2 separate regions of the Mus musculus genome follow, and region 1 is linked to region 2. The links are chromatin loops, found by intact Hi-C in ENCODE. Cell type or tissue: heart. All regions are shown on one strand. Each heading gives the region's core, and the rest is flanking DNA. Links, peaks and the distances in the headings are about the cores only. Region 1 has its middle 44 kb from the start of Gm36685. Region 2 has its middle 24 kb from the start of Bmper.

What was found. Peaks named below come from ENCODE experiments on the same cell type or tissue, not always from the same donor. Only the 100,000 strongest peaks of a DNase experiment are listed, where the experiment ranks them.
Region 1: a loop joins it to region 2, with 2.2 times the contacts of the local background. A loop is called at or near these places in 1 of 42 quality-filtered maps.

Annotation. Positions count from the first base shown.
Region 1 is chr9:22,944,576-22,947,490 of GRCm38, forward strand. No RefSeq gene overlaps it. Among named protein-coding and RNA genes, the nearest start is that of Gm36685, 44 kb to the right of the region's middle. In heart, for the core only: no CTCF peak of the experiment used is centred there; a DNase peak (open chromatin) is centred at 1,146.
Region 2 is chr9:23,197,619-23,200,533 of GRCm38, forward strand. No RefSeq gene overlaps it. Among named protein-coding and RNA genes, the nearest start is that of Bmper, 24 kb to the right of the region's middle. In heart, for the core only: no CTCF peak of the experiment used is centred there; a DNase peak (open chromatin) is centred at 1,533.

The DNA.
Region 1 (2,915 bases), core at 92-2,591, 250 kb before region 2:
CTTTCTCGGTTTTAACAGTTGGTCATTGAGGGAGCTGTTTGTGATTTACAGAGATAAAAGAGATGTTCCCTGACATGCATAGAACTGCATGCCCAACTTGGATTACTTACCTATAGGCATGTTTGAGCATACCCAGGCCCGACATTATTGATGATCCCTTGCAAAGACAGTATGATCGACAGACTTTGCCCCTCAGAGTTTTGATTTCCCTAAGTTCCCCTGAAGTGTGGGTTGCTGGCTGTCAGATGGGTCTACTGCTGGAGAGCTTGATCCCAGAGTGGCCCTAGCAAACTTCGCCTTCGTTTTTTCCCCATCTTGTAAGCCATGTTTTTCAAGCTGTCTTTCATCTTAAAATTCAGAAGAAATCTGTTTTCTTCCTTTAAGGTGATTTAAAGTGATAATGGTGCCATTTTGTAGCAGCCAGTATCACTCCTCCCCATCGACCCTACCATTGGCCTCCTGCCATCGGTTTCCCTGCCCACATCAGCCTCTACCATCAGTGCCCTTCCTTGCCATTGCCTCCTGTCCTACCATCAGCTCCTGACAGCACCCCCCCCCACCCGCCTCATGCCATTGGTCCCTACGATCAGCCCCTGATATCTGTCCCCTCCCTATCAGCCCCACCATCGGCCTTCCCCACCCCTCCCCCATGCCTCCATGAATAGCTTTCATTGAGTTCCCACACTGGCTTACTGAGTCAGGACGGCTTTGTCTTTTACCTTCTGTTTCTTTCCACTCTAAAAGAGCAGAATAACTTAATGCCTTTCTGCCTCACTTTTCTTTCCTTTTTCTTTTTTAATATTTACTTACATATTTATGTTTTGTTGGTGTGTATGCCTGCACACCAGAAGAAGGCATTAGGCCCCATGGGACTACAATTAAGACAGTTGTAAGCCACCATGTGAATGCTGGGAATTGAACTTAGCCAACGCCTTTAACCGCTGAGCCATCTGTCTAACCCCTGGTTCACTTTTCTTGAAGAGTCTGTCATTTTTCCAATTGGCTGGAGCAGAAAACTGTTTGGAAATAACAGGAGGGCTGAAGCTGTATCTTCAGTTTCTGGTAATTGAAAAGGAAAGGACAGTCTGCATTTGCTAATGAGCTGGACACAGATCTTACTTCTTCCCCAGTAGAATATCAGGACACAGAACTGAGCCACAAAATAAGGCCTCGAGCCGAGAATAACAAGGATTCTGTTATGTTGTCCACTCCAGGACCCAATCTGCTATTTTCATAACATTCTAAGCGATCTCGCATCTGCAAGTAATTAGTTGCAAAATAATCTATCTTGGGACTGTGGGTTAGTGAGGGTTGGGCAATAGGAGTTCCAACTGTGGCCCAGCAACGTGTAAGTCATGTTCCTTCTGCCTTTGCCTGCGTGTGCAGCCATGAATACATTATGTAGATATAGGCAGGTCCTACACAATGATGAGCGTAGTCATTTGCCCAAGAACTTTATTATCGACAATAGCTCCTTTTCTACAAAGGTCCTTTCCAATGGTGTCCAGATTCTTTTATACAATACCCTGAGAGACAAGAGAGGTTACAATAGTAAGTTTTAAGCAGGTGACATGGTTTTCTATTGTTTAGAATTCACTAATAGTTCATCAACTATTATAACTATAACACAGAGAGAGAGATCCATAAGAAGAAATCATAGGGACATAGCTCTGTGATTCATCACTGTTTATACAATCACACACATAACCAACACCCAGGTCAGGAATACTCCCAAGTTCCCTTCCAGCTACCCACCCCCAAAGAGAGCCACCCTTCTGATTGTAAATCAATGATGGGAATATGTGGATGAATTTCATATGGCACATGAACCACAGCCTCACGTGTGTACCTGCCAGTCTAGGACACTTACCTTTATGTGATAAAATGCACTTCCTGTGAAGAAACAACAAAGAACCGAGCGTTTAGCTTGAAGAGAATACCTTTGAGTTGGAGCCTACCAGCTGGGTCCAATGGGCAAAGGATAGACACGCATAATACTAGAAGTTCTACTTATCTTTGTCAGGAGCTGACCCCAAACTCAGTTAACACAGAAAGAGAAAATGGTTTTTCCTTAGGACTTGGTGGCCAAGGTGGATATCCTTTTCCTACTATGGACATCTAAACACTAAGGCTATAAGCATGAACTCCAAAATAATTTTGTTCTACCTAAGCCAAAGGCAGGGATCGGGGAGTCGTTTTTCAAAACACTTTTCTGTTTGGCTATGTATTACAATCAATTACCAAGGGGAAGTCCATCTTATGCTCTAGCAAGGAAAGGGGTATTTTGCTGGAATGTGGAAGCTAGCACAAGTGTCTAACTTACCACCTTGCTTGGAAGAACATATCCCCATGGTGAAGTGTTTCCTTGTGAGCACACGCAGGATGGGCAGAGTCAAAAATAGGTATCACTTAACTCCAGCTGAAAGCCTTCTGGAAGCCTCCTCTCCCACAGCTTCAGGGCTGCTGGCCTCTAATTCCCGCCACTATCTGGAGACTTACAAGCTAGACTTACATCTCAACTAGTGGCCTGCTTGAGAAAGTCTGGAGCCTGTGAAGAACAGAGAAATGGATTTGGCCAGGTTCAGTGCTGCCTTCAGTATTTATTTATTTATTTGTTTATATATATATATATATATATATATATATATATATATATATATGCATGCACGCACCTGGGGTAGCCTAGGCTGACCTTGAACTCACTATGTTGCCAAGTGTATCCCTGAATGCCAGATCCTAAGGGTCAGGACTGAAGATGCCCCCCTCTCCCCAGCCTTTAAAGGGAACCCAGCTACGCTTAGTGTAATAGGCCCCGTGCTAATACATCCTCCATTAGAAATAGCTGCCTTAGACCCTACAACCAACATGCTGAGTCTCATCAGACCTCCCTTCTCTCTGGAGTCCATGTGCATCTC
Region 2 (2,915 bases), core at 303-2,802:
AGGTCACAGTTTTTCTTTCTGCAAGGAAATTATGTGTCTGTTTCCACCTTCATTTCAACATTTCCTTGCTTTATATGAATTGATGCTTCGTTGATGTCTTGCTTGAATCGGTTACAACATCTACTTGTTTGTAGATTAAACTAAACCTTTTTAACATGTACTCATTATTATACTAGCCATACTTTTACTGTATCCTGAAAATTATCTCAGCTGGGTTTTTAAATTTTTGTTTGTTTGTTTGTTTGTTTGTTTTAAGGAGTCAGATCTTGACCTTGCATATGTATTCTGCCACCAATTCATACCTAAGCCCTCTTCTCTTTTTCTTGCTTTTCTCTTTTACCTTCCCCTCTTATTTCTTTCTTTTTGTACCAAAAATTGAAGCCATACCCTCTTTTATATTAAACAATCATTCTAGCACTGGACTAAGTGCTTACCTCTTTTTATTTTTATTTTTTTAATTTTAAAACAGGATCACACTAAGTTAGTTACCCAGGCTGGTTTTGAATTCTTTTTACTTTTAGTTTTAAGGAAGGGTCTCACTAAGTTGACTAGGCTAGGCTCGAACTCATTCTGTAGTCCAGAAAGGCTTGAGACTTTTAATACTACTACTCAGTGTCCTGCGTAACCAAGATTCCACCCTGTGCCACCAGGCTAGCTACAATACTTGATAAAAGGCTGTTCTGAGATATAGCAGTAGGTGAGAGAAGGGAGTAACAGCTAGTCCACCATTCTCTGCCTACTGGACTACATTTCTTTTCTACTCACATTAATATAAATTGCCACTTTTTTGTTGCTTAAACTAGTATTCATAAAGGAAACAATGGGAGCATGGCCCTGTAGCATTCTGCCCAATAAGAATATCACATTGATGGGGATGATGGTACCTGCTTTGTTCACTGGTTTGCTTCTGTACATCCAGATATCACAATGCACCAGCTGTATAAACTTGCAATTTTATAAATGCCCAAAGCCTCATTTTTAATGGAACCATGCATAAGATGATAGTTAGCACTGAGTAATATTATGAAGTGGATGCCTTTGATGGCCCACTGACATCCACTTCATCACTCCCAAGCAGAGCCCTGATTAATATAGGAATCCACATTGTTTCCAGCTCCAAAGCTGGATCAAAAGCAGTGTGCAGCACTGCATGATCCTTCTTAGGATAAATACACTGTTCAGGACAGGGCGTGATGTAGATTTCCATTCCAGGTTGTAAAGAAGTGTTCTTCCTGACCCCCCCCCCCCAACACACACATTTTAAAATTATTATTCTTTTTCTCTTTTTCGTTCTCTCCCATTGAGTGAATCAAGAAGCACATGAATGTCCATTGCTGCAGCTCACCATCTTGTAAACAAGAAGAAAAACAACCTTGGGACAGATCCTGTGGTTGGGAGAGAGTTAGAAGCCCAGAAGGACCAAGGCTGCATTGAATGCACAGAGCCAAACCCTGCTGTGGAGCACTTATATTCTCTGTTCTGTGGATTTGAGGAGACACCCCCCTGTTAGCCTGGACCGAGGGTTCTGAGTTCAGGCCAGCGAGAACGGGAAGGGCCAGTGTATTTCCCGTACATTATGAAAGGAAAGCACAGTTTCATCATGTGACCAGATTGGATGATTATTCCCCTGAAAACCAAAACTCAAGTGTGATTGGGACATTGGCCTTAATATTCATTGCCTGTAGCCATAATTTATTCCTGTCAAAGTCAGTTTTTTCCCCCTGCCAAACTGTTGAAATCATAAGTTTCAAGAGTTTGGCAAAGAAATATTTTCCCTTTAGAGATAACATTTTTAACTATGATTTCTGCCCATTGAGCTATTTAAAAAAAGAAGAAAGAAAGAAAGAAAGAAAGGAAGAAAGAAAGAGGAAGAAAAAGAACAAGAAAGAAAGGAATAAAAAAGAAAGAAAGAAAAAGAGAAAGGAAGGAAGGAAGGAAGGAAGGAAGGAAGGAAGGAAGGAAGGAAGGAAGGAGAAACAGTAATAGTGGAAATCTTGCTTCTAGCTATAGTGTAGTCTTTAAATATCTGCCCTTACCGTTACACAGTAATGTCTGTAACTCAGGCCATCCTTTTGGAGTGTGATAACAGAGTTTGAATCTTTATTTCTAGCTAAAATTTGGTATCTTAGCTAGGATTCTATTGCTGTGATAAAACACCATAACCAAAAGCTACGTGGGGAACATCTTGCAGCTTATAGTCCATCTTTCAGAGAAGTCAGAGCAGGAAGTCAAGACAGGCACTTGGAGGAAGGAACTGAAGCAGAGACCATGGTGGAGTACTGCTTCCTGGCTTTCTCTCCATGACTCATGTAGCCTGCTTTCTTATGTATCCAAGGACAACCTTTCCAGGGGTGGCACCACCCACAGTGGAATGGGCCTCCCCACATTAATGATTAACTTAGGGAATGCCCCTACAGACATGCCCATAGGCTTCTCTGATGGAGGCCAATTCCTCAGTTGAGGTTTCCTCTTCCCAAGTGACTGTAGTGTGTGCCAATTTGACAAAACGCCAAGCAGCACTTGGCATATTAGATCTAAACATCCAAACACCCTTCCAAGTACAGTTTTGCTAAGATGAGGACATGTGCACACACATACAAACACACACACACACAACACAACACAAACACATATCTATACATACACACATGCACACACATGAACATACATATGCTCACTTAGGATTTTTTTTTTTTTTGAGAGCACAAAACCATGAGCCTCACAGAAGGAGATGAACGTGCACCCGACACTCGAAAACAACAACTAGATTTTAAGACGTGAGACCAGACAAGGGAGTCCATCCAAATTGACGCCCCCCTTTTGACTCTGGAGTGTTTGAAATAGAGAGGCTAACTGGCAAATATTTAAAGCCTGGAAAAGTGGCAAGAGTTGATGCTTTCTAAATGAAGTCAGAG